Regions from separate parts of the Homo sapiens genome. Here region 2 is linked to region 1. Evidence: chromatin contacts called from ENCODE Hi-C or POLR2A ChIA-PET data. All regions are on one chromosome and are shown on one strand. The core of a region is the stretch at or near the end of the contact, and the rest is flanking DNA. Distances in the headings are between cores, read along the strand shown. Region 1 has its middle 9.3 kb from the start of HTR3B. Region 2 overlaps ZBTB16 (zinc finger and BTB domain containing 16).

What was found. Hi-C counts contacts between places; a loop is a spot of excess contacts on that map. ChIA-PET counts read pairs that join two places held with the same protein, here RNA polymerase II (POLR2A). Pooled maps may share reads with other maps.
Region 2: a pooled map shows a loop between it and region 1 (3-fold over the local background). The contact joins two enhancer-like sites. A Hi-C loop is called at or near these places in 2 of 50 pooled maps. POLR2A ChIA-PET finds 5 or more read pairs at or near these places in 3 of 52 experiments (B cell, PC-3 and WTC11).

The regions. Positions count from the first base shown.
Region 1 is chr11:113,892,160-113,898,737 of GRCh38, forward strand. No RefSeq gene overlaps it. Among named protein-coding and RNA genes, the nearest start is that of HTR3B, 9.3 kb to the right of the region's middle. RefSeq lists a silencer at 3,615-3,815. Within about 2 kb of position 3,477, at least 2 of the 41 ENCODE cell types and tissues checked have a DNase peak (open chromatin) inside an H3K27ac peak, as active enhancers do.
Region 2 is chr11:114,072,073-114,078,650 of GRCh38, forward strand. All of the region lies in intron 2 of ZBTB16 (zinc finger and BTB domain containing 16), which reads left to right. Among named protein-coding and RNA genes, the nearest start is that of ZBTB16, 16 kb to the left of the region's middle. Within about 2 kb of position 3,944, at least 14 of the 41 ENCODE cell types and tissues checked have a DNase peak (open chromatin) inside an H3K27ac peak, as active enhancers do.

The DNA.
Region 1 (6,578 bases), core at 2,227-4,726:
CTGTTGCCCAGGCTGTAGTATAGTGGTGCGATCTCGGCTCACTGCAACCTCCACCTACTGGGCTTAAGTGATTCTCCCGCCTCAGCCTCCCAAGTAGCTGGGACTACAGGCAGGCGCCACCATGCCCGGTTAATTTTTGTATTTTTAGTAGAGATGGGGTTTCACCATGTTGGCCAGGCTGGTATCGAATTCCTGACCTCAAGTGACCCGCCTGCCTCAGTCTCCCAAAGTGCTGGGATTACAGGTGTGAGCCACCGTACCTGGCCAGGAGGAGAAATATTAACTTGAAAAAAGCAATGCCGGGTGCGGTGGCTCACGAGGTCAGGAGTTCGAGACCAACCTGACCAACATGGTGAAACCCCGTCTCTACCAAAAATACAAAAATTAGCCAGGCGTGGTGGCACACACCTGTAATCCCAGCTACTTGGGAGGCTGGGGCAGGAGAATCGCTTGAACCTGGGAGTGGGAGGTTGCAGTGAGCCGAGATCGTGCCATTGCACTCCAGCCTAGGTGACAGAGCGAGAGTTCATCTTTTAAAAAAAAAAAAAAAGCAATAAACCAGCCTGGCCAACATGACGAAACCCTATCTCTACTAAAAAATACAAAAATTAGCCAGATGTGATGGTTATGATCCCAAGGATGCCTGTGAAACCAGGTACTCAGGAGGCTGAAGCAGGAGAATCACTTGAATCCCAGAGGCGGAGGTTGCAGTGGGCCCAGATCGCACCACTGCACTCCAAACTGGGTAAGAGACCGAGACTCCGTCTAAAAAAAAAGTAAAAAGCAACACAACACATAATTAGCCAGGTGTGATGGCATCGTCTGTAATCCCAGCACTTTGGGAGGCTGAGGTGGGAGGATCTCTTGAGGTTAGGAGTTGGAAACTAGCCTGGCCAACATGGTGAAACCCCATCTCTACGAAAAATACAAAAATTAGCCAGGTATGGTGGTGGGTGCCTGTAATGCCAGCTACTCAGGAGGCTAAGCCCCAGAATCGCTAGAACCGGGAGACGGAGGTTGCAGTGAGCTGAGATTGCGCCACTGCACTCCAACCTGGATGACAGAGTGAGACTCTTTTTTGTTGTTGTTGTTGAGATGGAGTCTCACTCTGTCGCCGAGGCTGGAGTGCAGTGGCGCGATCTCAGCTCACTGCAACCTCTGCCTCCCGGGTTCTTGCCATTCTTCTGCTCAGCCTCCCGAGTAGCTGGGACTACAGGCACCCGCCACCACGCCCAGCTAATTTTTTTGTATTTTTAGTAGAGACGGGGTTTCACCATCTCAGCCAGGATTGTCTCCATCTGGGATTACAGGCCTGAGCCACCGCGGCCGGCCCAGAGTGAGACTCTTGTCTCAAAAAAGAAAAAGAAAAGTGTTAATTGTATTTCTGTATGTTTGGGCTCTGCAAAGTTAATCATCAGGTTACTGGAAATTTAATTGTCTTCTTTTAAATTTATTTTTATTTTATTTATTTATTATTATTATTTTTTGTGATGGAGTCTCGCTCTGTCACCCAAGCTGGAGTGCAGTGGCATGATCTCGGTTCACTGCAACCTCCACCTCCCGGGTTTAAGCGATTCTCCTGCCTCAGACTCCCAAGTAGCTGGGACTACAGGCACAGTCACCATGCCCGGCTAATTTTTGTATTTTTAGTAGAGACAGAGTTTCACCATGTTGGCCAGGCTGGTCTCTTGACCTCGTGATCCGCCAGCCTCAGCCTCCCAAAGTGCTGGGATTACAGGCGTGAGCCACCGCTCCTGGCCTATTGTTATTTTGGGGGGCCAAGTCTTGCTCTGTTGCCCAGGCTGGAGTGGAGTGGCACAATCTCTGCTCACTGCAGCTTCCGCCCCCTGGGTTCAAATGGTCCTTGTGCCTCAGCCTCCCCAGTAGCTGGGATTACAAATGCATGCCACCACCCCAGCTAATTTTTGTATTTTTTGGTAGAGACAGGGTTTCAAGACTGGGTGTGTCTCACATCTGTACTTCCAGCACTTTGGGGGGCCGAGGCAAGTGGATCACTTGAGGTCAGGAGTTTGAGACCAGTCTGGCCAAATGACAAAACCCCATCTCTGCTAAAAATAAAAAATTTAGCCGGGCATGGTGGCAGGCGCCTGTAATCCCAGCTACTCAGGAGGCTGACGTTTGAGAATCGCTTGAATCCAGGAGGTAGAGGCTGCAGTGAGCTGAGATTGCTCCACTGCACTCTAGCCTGGGTGACAGAGCAAGACTCTGTCTCAAAAAAAAAAAGAAAAGAAAAGAAAGAAAGAAAGAAAGAAAAGGGACAGGGTTTCGCCACGTTGGCCACACTGGTCTCGAACTTCTGACCTCAAGTGATCCACCCGCCTCTGTCTCCCAAACTGCTGGGATTATAGGCGTGATACCATGATGCCTGGCCTTAATTGTCTTCTGAAGGAATAAGAAACTTAGTGCCTCCCGTGTGTCTGTGCTGTCTCTGAAACAGAAACTGATAGTGGTCTTTCTAGATCTTTTCAGACCTCCGTTCCTCTTCTGCACTCCCTCTCTTGGCTTCCCTGCACTGTGGCTTCCAAGGCCCACACCTAGGACTTTTGTTGGAGACGTCTCCTTGGCTACTAAAGCTTTGTCTGCCCAGGAAAAGACCAGGAAATATCTGGGAGTTCACTCCCTGTTCCCCTTAGCCAACAGCTGACAGGTGGGAGTGAGAGTGTGCAGGCCAGCTTCCCTTGTGTGGTTTTCACTGTCAAGTTTCCCTGAGGGTTCAAGCTGAAACCACGCTCCCCTTTCCCAATTTCTATTGGGAGTATTTCTAAAATTGATTGCTTGTACACAAAGCCTTATTATAGGTATGTTTCAGGGAAACCTAATCTAAGACAGTCAGCGTTACAGAGTTTTATCCCTCCTGTCAATATTAAAATTTGATATGGCTTTTAATTTTTTTAACTTTTAATTAAATTTTTATTTGACCAAGAGAAAACTGTCTAGAATTGTCTGACATTTAAAATCCACTTAAACAAAGCAGATTACCACCTTCAAGCATCACAATTATTCAGCATAAAGAACCTTTGTTGAAACATCTTTCTCATTTATTTAGGAGGAAAAATAAATCTAGAACAGAACCAAACAAAACTTTTTTATTTTTATTAAAAAATTCCAATTCTTAAAATACCATGAACCATCTACTGAAACTGTACTTCAACAAGGGGCAGGATTTATCTCAAGGCCATGTTCACCTGCAACCTGCTGATAAATCTCTTTTAGAAAACTTAAGTGGCTCTACTGCGATTATTGACTTGTGTCTGCTCCACTTGACTGTATGCAGATCGAAAGCAGGGTTGGTGCCTTCATAATCTCTAAATAATCTGAACATGGAAACGACTGCTTTGTGCTTTTAAAGAGCTCATATACTTCTAGTCCTGTTCCCTGGGGCATCCTCTGAAACCTGATACACCAGTCTGCCTACCAGGACACTGTGTTACTGGCCCGCTGGGTGGCCAGAGACGAGCTTTACTCTACTAGAAGACGCAGTTAGTCCCTCTGGGGTCCTATCTTCGTAGTAAATCCCTGATATGGCTTTTAATAATATTGTTTATAACTTTTCAGATGTGCAGAAGACTTATTCCCATTCTTAGGAAGACAGTAGGAAAGTTACACTGTAACTTTCACCCGTTCACCCTCTCTTCACCCAGCTGAATATCAGTATTCAGCATAAATGCCATTTGTGAAAAGTCACTGAGGCTGGGCATGGTAGCTCACACCTATGATCCCAACAATTTGAGAGGCTAAGGCGTCTCAGGAGTTGAGCCCAGGAGTTCAAGACTAGCCTAGGCAACATAGGGAAACTAAAAAAAAAAAAAAAAAATTAGCCAGGCATGGTGATACTTACTTGTAGTCCTAGCTACTCTGGAAGCTGAAGTGGGAGGATCACTTGAGCCCAGGAGGTCAAGGCTGAAGTGAGCTATGATCACACCACTGCACTCTAGCCTGGGTGACAGAGCGAGACCCTGTCTCAGGAAAAAGAAAAAGAAAAAAAGAAGTTACTGAGTCAGTTTCCCAGGAAACTTGGGAGCTCCTAGGGACCAAGAGTTTGGAAGAATTGCAGTAAGGAGGTAGGAGGAAGGAACTGGCCGGTCATAAGCTGTGTGAAAACAGATCGAATGGGTTGGTGTGGATTGGTGCTGGTGAACGCAAAGAGGAGAATTTACAGCAAAGACGAATAGTGGTGACATGAAGAGAGGCCTGAAATGACTTTGAAATCATTTGAAAGTGCACTGTATAATAAAACTTAAAATGAGTTGGCATAGTTTTCTGGGGTTGCGCAGAATTGGTTAAGGCAGGCACGACAGCCACCACAAGGTGGTGCTCTGATTATATTCACAGCCACCAACTCGAATTTCCTCAGAGCTTTACAGTTCCCCACTCTGCTCTCAGTCTTTCTGGGCTCTAACTAGGGGTCTGTCACACTCCAGCCATACTCAGCCAGCCTATTATTAGTGCCAAGCCTTCCTCCTGGCGCGATGACAGTGTAAATTTCAGCAATGGCAGAAGGGGGACAAATACAGCTGTTGTGCATTTTAGAATAATTGCTATAGGCCATTTGGAGACAGATTTATAATAACAGCACTTATACAGACTTATACAATATTTCACTTTCCTATTTTATCCCCGGTCAACACTCTGCATCATGAACTTTTGAATTCTTTCAACTCATGTGAGTCTAGAATTATCTTCCCCCAATTTTACAAAGTGAGGCTTGCACCCTCCCCCCGACCCCGTTCCCAGAAGGCACCATGCACTCTCATCTCAACCTCCAGCCCTTTCATGTGCAATTCCTTTTGCTGGGAGCTCCGTTCACCCTCTCCCCACTCAGATGAATATCAGTACTCAGCACAAATGCTATTTGTGAAAAGCCTCCACCTACTCCCACTCCAAGTCTGGGCTCCTTTCTTTGCCTGGGTCCTCTCCAGTTCATCCATCTATAGGCGTTTCTCTCAAAGATTTCTTATCTGTCACCTCCAATCCACCTCTCCCCAGCTTTCTTATCCATAGATTGTCAATGTCTATCACAATTTCCTACTTACTAAGTGGATGAATGAATGAATAAATAAATAAATTTCTAAAGGATCAAAGATCTTTCCTCATCTTGAGTCATAGCAGAGATGGAAATATCCAGAGATTTACACCTGAACCAGAACATCTCACTGGCTGCAGTAATTGACTGCCTTTCCCCAGAAAATGTCTAAATGGGTCTAAATGGAAATGTTGGGGGCCCTACAGTGAGCCATAGATCAGGGGAGATCCCCCAGTGCTGGCACAGCAAGACTTCAAGGCCCATAATCTGTGCAGAAGATCTAAACAACATAGTGTACAGGGTAAGACTGTCTGTCGTATATTGTAGTCTCACTAAGCGGTTTCTTGGAATTGATGTCATTGGGAGCGTAAACAGAAGCAGCAAGCTTCTGTGTTCCTCCAAGTTCCTTCCACCTTCTATTTTCCTCTAGCTTTTGGGGTACATCTTACCCCCAAGGACTGTAAAATCTCTGAACTTGGAGTACACTCTGAGTGAGTCAAAGGGACTCATGATCTGCCTGCACCGGTGTCTCATGTTTGTCTTTTGCACTAATTGCTCCCTGGTTCTGGAGCAAACCAAATAAAGGCAATCTTGCTTCAGAACCAAGTTGTCATTCTCACCCATCCTTTGTGAAATGGGTGGTGAGTGTATCTCATCTTGGATGTGGTTATGAAAAGGCTGGATTCCTCTTGGCATCATCTTTCTGGCATAAGCCAGAATTCTTTTCTGTTCATTTGTTAATTCTTTCTTCCCTGTTTTCCTCCCATCTTTCTGGAACACTCAATGAACACTTACTAGGTGCCAAGCTCTACGATGGAGATATAAAGCTGAATAACACAACATTGCTCCACCTTCAAGGTATTCACCAAATTCTAGACTGACAGAAAAGTAAACAAATACTTATAACACACCTGAATGAGTACTGTAATGTAGGAATATATGAGGCCTTGTAAGATCAAGGGAGTGGTCACAGCATGTAGTTAGATGTTTTGAAAACAGCTGGTGGGAGGGGTCCTGGTGGGAGTGTTTGCTGATTTCCATGTGACAAATTTTGTCATTATGACTTTCTTCCTTTCTTTCTTTCTTTCTTTCTTTCTTTCTTTCTTTCTTTCTTTCTTTCTTTCTTTCTTTCTTTCTTTCTTCCTTTCTTCCTTCCTTCCTTCCTTCCTTCCTTCCTCTTTCTTTCTTTCTCTTTTTCTCTCTCTCTTTCTTTTTCTCTTTCTTTCTTTCTTTCCTTCTTTCTTTCTTCTTTTGAGGCAGAGCCTCACTCTGTTGCTAAGGCTAGAGTACAGTGGCACAATCACAGCTCACTGCAGCCTTGACCTCCCCAAGCTCAGGTGATCCTCCCACCTCAGCCTCCCAGCTAGCTGGGGCTACAGGCACGCACCACGATACCCAGCAATTTTTTTGTAGTTTTCGTAGACACAGGGTTTCACTACGTTAGCCAGGCTGGTCTTGAACTCCTGGGCTCAAGTGATCTGCCTGAGTTAGCCTTCCAAAGTGCTTCCAAGGTGTGAACCACTGCTCCTGGCTG
Region 2 (6,578 bases), core at 2,694-5,193, 180 kb after region 1:
GGTATTTTTCTTGTCATTGTGTGAAGTAGGTCATGCTAGCCATGCAGGGTGAAAAATGTGTTCATGTTGGTCCAGATCCTGCTTTCTCCCTGAGACCGTTCTTCCGCATAGGCGTCAATCCGTACAGTGCTGTAAAACTGCTGCCTCGGGCACCTCATGTTTGGGGCTGAGACATTGCTTCTGCGTCTTCCCCAGAAGCTGATCTCTTGTACTGTGGTGGCCAGGGTACTCTTTGTCCCATTGACCTGAGGCCTGGTGAGTCATTCCAGTTCTCGTTTAAATTTAGCCGGGCAGCGCTCCACTGCCATCGGGTCCAAATGCCGGGGAGGCTCACTGATGCGGTGTCCTGTTGCCTGTGCACGTGGCCAGGCGTGCACATCACTGTGCTTATGAGAGAGATGAAGAGCACAGATACCACCTTACTGATGGGGGTCCTGGGGCTGGGCTTGTGGGTGTTGGGGGTTCCAGAGCTCCTTCCCTTTCCTGCCTGTCAGTGCAGGATGCTTCTAAAATGTGGACTCAGCAGACATTGTTTTGAGTGCTTGCTACATGTCAGATTCTGTGCTAAGTGCACTCACAGCCAGCATCTCTGTAAGACCTCTAGCTGTCCTGTAAGGTGGGTATCAGTTTCACATTCTCAGATGGGCGGAGAGAAGCCCAAGAGGTTAGTGGACTTTTCTCTAGTAAAGAGTTGTACAGGCCGGGCGCAGTGGCTCATGCCTGTAATCCCAGCACTTTGGGAGGCCGAGGCGGGCGGATCACGAGGTCAGGAGATCGAGACCATCCTGGCTAACACAGTGAAACCCCGTCTCTACTAAAAATACAAAAAATTAGCCGGGCGTGGTGGGGGGCGCCTGTAGTCCCAGCTACTCGGGAGGCTGAGGCAGGAGAATGGCGTGAACCCGGGAGGCAGAGCTTGCAGTGAGCCGAGATCATGCCACTCACTACACTCCAGCCTGGGCAAAGGAGTGAGACTGTCTCAAAAAAAAAAAAAAAAAAAAAAGAGTTGTACCAGGATTTATGTTCAGGTCTTCTGGCTCCATGCTCTCTGCAGCTGGGTGACCAGGGGGCTCATGGCTTCACCAGCTCTGGCCTCCTCAGTTCCTCTGGTGGCTTCTTGCGAGGAGGAAGGTTACTGCAGAGGGTTCAGCTCTTTAGGGGCCCAGGCCGCATGGATCCAAGGACTAGTACGTCATCTCTTACCAACACAGAGAGATCAGCTTCTAGTGATAGAGGCCTTTTATGCTGACTTGAAAAACAGAAAAAGAGAGAAAAAAGAAACCCATTTACAAAAATAAAAATCCCATGCTGTTAATTTCATGCCAGCATAATCAGAAATTCCCCTTTCTACTGTTTCCCCTTAAAAGCCCCGGTGTCCTTATTATGCTGGTGCAGTCTGGAAAAACTATGGTTGGGTTTTGCCTACGTGAGGCTTATCTCTGCAGCTGCAAGGAGGGGATCCGGTACTTTATTGTCAGCATGGAAACTTCCGCTAAATACTTAGAAAAACCTTAATTCTAAATTCCTAGCTCACTTTCAACTGTGTCCTCGGGACCTGATTTTCTTCGGTGTGAACAGATTGTGTTCAGCATTGCAGTAGAAAGGGTCCAAGTTAGGTAAGAGAAAGGACTTCCTGAGACACTGGGGTGTTACTGAGAAAGTTGTTAGAAGACTGTCACAGACATTTTGATGAAGGGGGGACATTCTGGGCCATTTGAAGTGGTTTTTAGAGTTCTTTCCTCTTTAGGGCCATTCGGTTCCCCCAGAAATAAGAAGAAAAGACATATACACGCACATAAACCACCACCACCAGGCTTGCTGAGAACAAGTCAAATGTGCCACCAAACCATCGTCTTAGTGGGAGATGGGGTGGCACTGCAGGGGCAGAAAGACTGACGTCTGATGGACTTGGGTTTGAATACTAGTGCTCCATGGTGAATTTGGGCAAATGACTTCACCTCTGTGAAGCAGCAGTATCCTCTTCTGTGAAGTGAGGTTAGCCCCTACCTCTCAATGTGGTTTTTAAAGTATGTTAATGAGATCACTTGTAACCTAAAGCACACAGAGTGTGAGGCCACCTCCCTACTTCCTGCTTCTCTCATGACCCCAGCCTGACAAGGGAGCCGCTGAGCCCCCTGCCACCCTCACCCGGCGTTGTGCTCTAAGTGGATTAGCTCAGCGTTGTGATCTTAATGCCATTAGGCCTGTTGGCACGGCTCTCCTTGCCATAGTGAGAAGCAGATGTGGCCGACCATAATGGCCCTTAGCGTGATCCATCGGGCCCACAGTGCTGGGGCAACCATTATTAGTGTTAATTTGGGGGAGCTTTTTATGGTAGCTGGGGGAAATGTGGAGGGATTGTTGGAAATTTATTTAAGCTGTTCAGCAGGTTAGGTGCTGCTGGGGTCTACTATGGCAAAACCCTCAGCTCCCCCAACCCATCTCTTTAAGGAACGTCCCTCCCCAACACCGAAGCCCAGGCCTGATTACTTCCAGAGTTGGAGAGACAACTTAGCAGGCTCTTGTTTCTTGCCGATGTACCTTATTAGTAGCACCTGGCATCATAACCCACTAATGGGAACCAGTGCTCTCCTCCTGCGTGGCCAGTGACAAGTAGCCCTGTCAGCCGGAGCTCGCCGTGCGAGGAAGTTCCTATTAGCTTTATGGTCAGGAGAACTTGTCCTGTTCAGGAAATGAATGTTGCCGCTAAAGGTCCGCGGCCCTGACCCTGGCGGCATAACCTGTGCGGGCCGGGGAGACCCTGTGCAGGATGCTTGGGATTTCAGCCCCTCTCTGGTTCTTGTCATATGTAAAGAGGGAATCATTGTGGTATGTTGCAGCCTTGAACTTTTGATTTATGCAGTGAGGGCGACTTAACCGTTTCCATGCCTGGACGGCTGTGCAGTGACAGAGCCGTGTTGTGAGCGTATGTGCCTAGGTACATGTGTGTGTGGGGTGGTCAAGGGGAAGGAGAGACCCCCACGTGCTAGCAGGGGCTGTTGCTGGGAGTGGGTGGATTTCATGGGAGGATTCCTTTTCTTTTTTCTTTTTCTTGCATTCTTGCAGCATCTAAATTTCCTGCGATTGTTGGCTGCAAAGTGGTAAGAAGCTGGAGAGCATTGTGTCTGGAATTGAACCTGGGTTCGAATTAATCTTCTGTCTCTTAGAGGCTGTGTGACCGTGGCAAGATTCCTCACCACTCACTTCCTCATCTGTGAGATGAAGTTAATAACTTCTGATTCATACTGGTGGTAGAGCAGTGTTGTTAAGTAGGTGATGTATAGAGAATACATGGCCCAGCGTCCGGCCAGTGGTGTGGCCTCAGGTTGTATACTTGAAAGGATGTGTATACTTCAGTATTTTTTCCATTGTAAAATTAAGGGTTTTTTTTCTTTTTTTCTTGAGACAGAGTCCTACTTTGTTGCCCAGGCTTGAGTGCAGTGGCGCGATCTCAGCTCACTGCAACTTCCGCCTCCTGGGTCCAAGTGATTCTCGTGCCTCAGCCTCCCAAGTACCTGGGACCACAGGGGTGCACCACCACACCTGGCTAATTTTTGTATATATATATATATATATTTAGTAGAGATGGGGTTTCGCCATGTTGGCCAGGCTGGTCTTGAACTCCCGACCTCAGGTGATCTGCCTGTCTCAGCCTCCTAAAGTGCTGGGATTATAGGTGTGAGCCACTGCGCCTGGCCTAAGTTTTTAAAAATTAAAAAGAATGGCATAGTGCTTTTTTGCTCTTTAACAGATCAAGACCAAAAGTTTTCCCCCCATCATAGCCCAAAGTCCTAAAGAAAGGCTACTTAAGTTGTTCGTTTTCTTTTGTTTCTCCCATGAGTAATGTTTCTAAGTGTGATTTTTGCAGAGAACAGCAGTGTCTGACCTCATTCTTGAGGGGAACTTTTCTGCCTGCCTCTTCTTGAGAAAAAATGTTTGTGAGTTGTCTGGCAAATGGATGCGTTACTTTTGCTGCTGTTGCTGCCGCTGCCGTTTTAAAGGCCCCTGGTGACAAAGGAGTGAACTGCACTTTCGGGGAAAGCATGCCGGAATCTGGCCCAGAAAAGAGGGGCCGCTGGGGGAAGGGTTTGGAGATGACGCCTCCTCAGGAACTTTAAAAGAAATCTGTCCATCTGTCTCTGGCATTTATGGCATCGTTGACAGCAGTTCAAGGAAAAATAAAAATAAGTTCTTATCTGATTGCGGGGCTGATTGCAAAGCCGAAGGACTAGAGTGGCCAGCGAGTCGGGCGGCTGGATCTGGAGTTTTGGAGAAAGGGCCACTGGCTCATTTCTGGGCACGCACGCTCACGGAGGCAAGTTCTCACCTCCTCGTGGGCTTCTCTTCACTTTACGTGGAAAAACTGTGTACGTCTCAAATTAAAAGCAGCTCTTGCCCCGCTTAGAGCCGGTGAAAGCTGCTTCGAAGGCGTTTGTAGAGTAGGGATTGGAAATGTTCAATGCAAAAGTTAAATCGTGACAGTTGTCCCCTAAATGATCTGCTAAATTAAGGATCCGCTAACATTTGTGAGTCTACCTCCCTGCATTCCCCCCACCCCCACCCCCGCCCCCTTGGCAGAAGGGATAAAGATGGTACCTAAAAACAATGTGAAGCGGCTGCTAAATCGAGTGACTCTAAAAACATTTTTCTTTCCTTGAAGTTCAGTGTGGAAAACCAGACTGGACTTGTCAGGGATGCAGACCTATATAGGGCCCATGTGCCTGGCCCCTTTCCTCACTTTCTAGCACAATGGTTTTCATTGCCACCTCTCCCGCGCCTTTCCCCCCTTCATAATTATCCACTATTTTACTTTCTGTGTCCTGACAGCTACAAGAGTAGTTTTTGTTTTTTTGAGCTGAGTAGCTGCTAAATATTCCCCAGCAGCCAGATTCAACGGCTGGGGGGGAGAATAGGCCAAACCTTGGCATCCCCTGTTGCAAAAGTGAAAAATATTTCTGTTTGCAGTTAATTTTAGTGGCAAGCAGATCATGTTAACTGGATGTAATTGCTTCCAGATATGGCCGAGGGTTTTGTGTGTTGAGATGAAGGGTCTGGTAAGTGCTTACTTCCTGTGTAAATTAGCCTATTCCATTCAGTCTTTCATTCTGGCCAGCCCTGGATTCTGTCATTCTGCTCCCATTTTCCCCCTCCCCAGCCTGCAGCCTGGTGTGAGAAGCCGCTTGCTATGTTCCTCTAAGTGTAATTCTTTTGTCACTTGGAGCCACTCTCCTCTTGGTTCTTGATGTGAGTTTGCCCTTAAATAATGAGAAGGGTTTGAAAAGATGCCACCTGGACCCCAGGCCACCTCCCGCCTCTTTCCCAGCAAAGGCAGATCTGAAGAGCATCTCCTGGTCATGGGGGTTGCATCTTGGAACCCAGAACTCCTTGTTTTCTATGCATTTTTTTTTCCTACTGCCCTCTGACCCCCGACTCTCACCTGGGAGAACACCTTCTCTTTCTCTCAATTAGTCCGACTCCTCCTCAGCCTGAACTAAGCACGTTCCAGTGGGTCCGAAATCTCAGAAAAAATGAAACGGCTGTTGCGCAGAGGAGAAGGTTGTGGCCACAGAAAGGAGTTGCCTCATCAGACGTGAAGCCGCCACCTTGCCTTGCAAAGCAGGCTGCACCTCCTGACACACCTGCCCCTCCCTGCAAGAAAGGGAGGGGAAATCCCACCCAAGAGAACCTTCTCCAGGTTCCTGTGGGTTTCCAGGGTTGCAACTGAAGAAAAGTGTTAAGATTCATGTTCTCCTAAATTCTGCTTTTGTCCTGTGGCCAGTCCCACATTCTTAGTGCTATTTGCATAAGAGGTTGCTGTTTATCTTCCTATATCAGCCCCACTGATAACCCCTGTGGTCTGTTTAACAACCTATGAGGAGTAGATTACTTGATAAATGCCAGTTTTTCCAATATGCAAAGATAAACTGTTGGGGTCAGGGTGAGGGGTGGTGTGTTATGAAGGAGGGGACAGGTGGGGAGCCAGGACCCTCTTTTAGTGGGCTGGAGAAGTGTGAAAGAGCCTGATGAAAGAAAACAGGTAGCTTGTCACATACAACAGCTGCATTTATCATACGGTTGATCAGCTTCCTGCCCTCACCTACTTTTCTCCTCCTTCATGTGGACATGCAGAGTCTCTGAGAACATTTCATCAAGTGGGTTGCCTATGCCCACATTAATACAAGATGGGAAAGGGTGGAGGTTATCTTTGCTTTTTAAGTTCCCATCTTTTTCTCCCTTGGTCGTCTCCCACCCCTACAAGTTGTTGGCTGGTAAGCAATTGATGCTCAGAAAAATGATGTTCATCTGAAATCTTAAATGAGTGGACTTTTTCTACCTTCCCTGACTTTGCAGGTGCTTCTTGAAGAGCCAAGGAGAAAAGAAAACTTCTGACCTCATCACCTAGTCAATAAGCTGTCTGAGAAACAAACAAAAGAGTTTAGACTGGCTGCTAAAGCTAGGAACCCAGCTGATAGCTTTGTTTTGATGTCCTTGTAATGTTTGCGGATCGCAGAGGGTGCTATTTAGAGCAGGGGGCATCTACTGGGACAGACTCACTGGGAAGTTGAAACAGCTAGCTC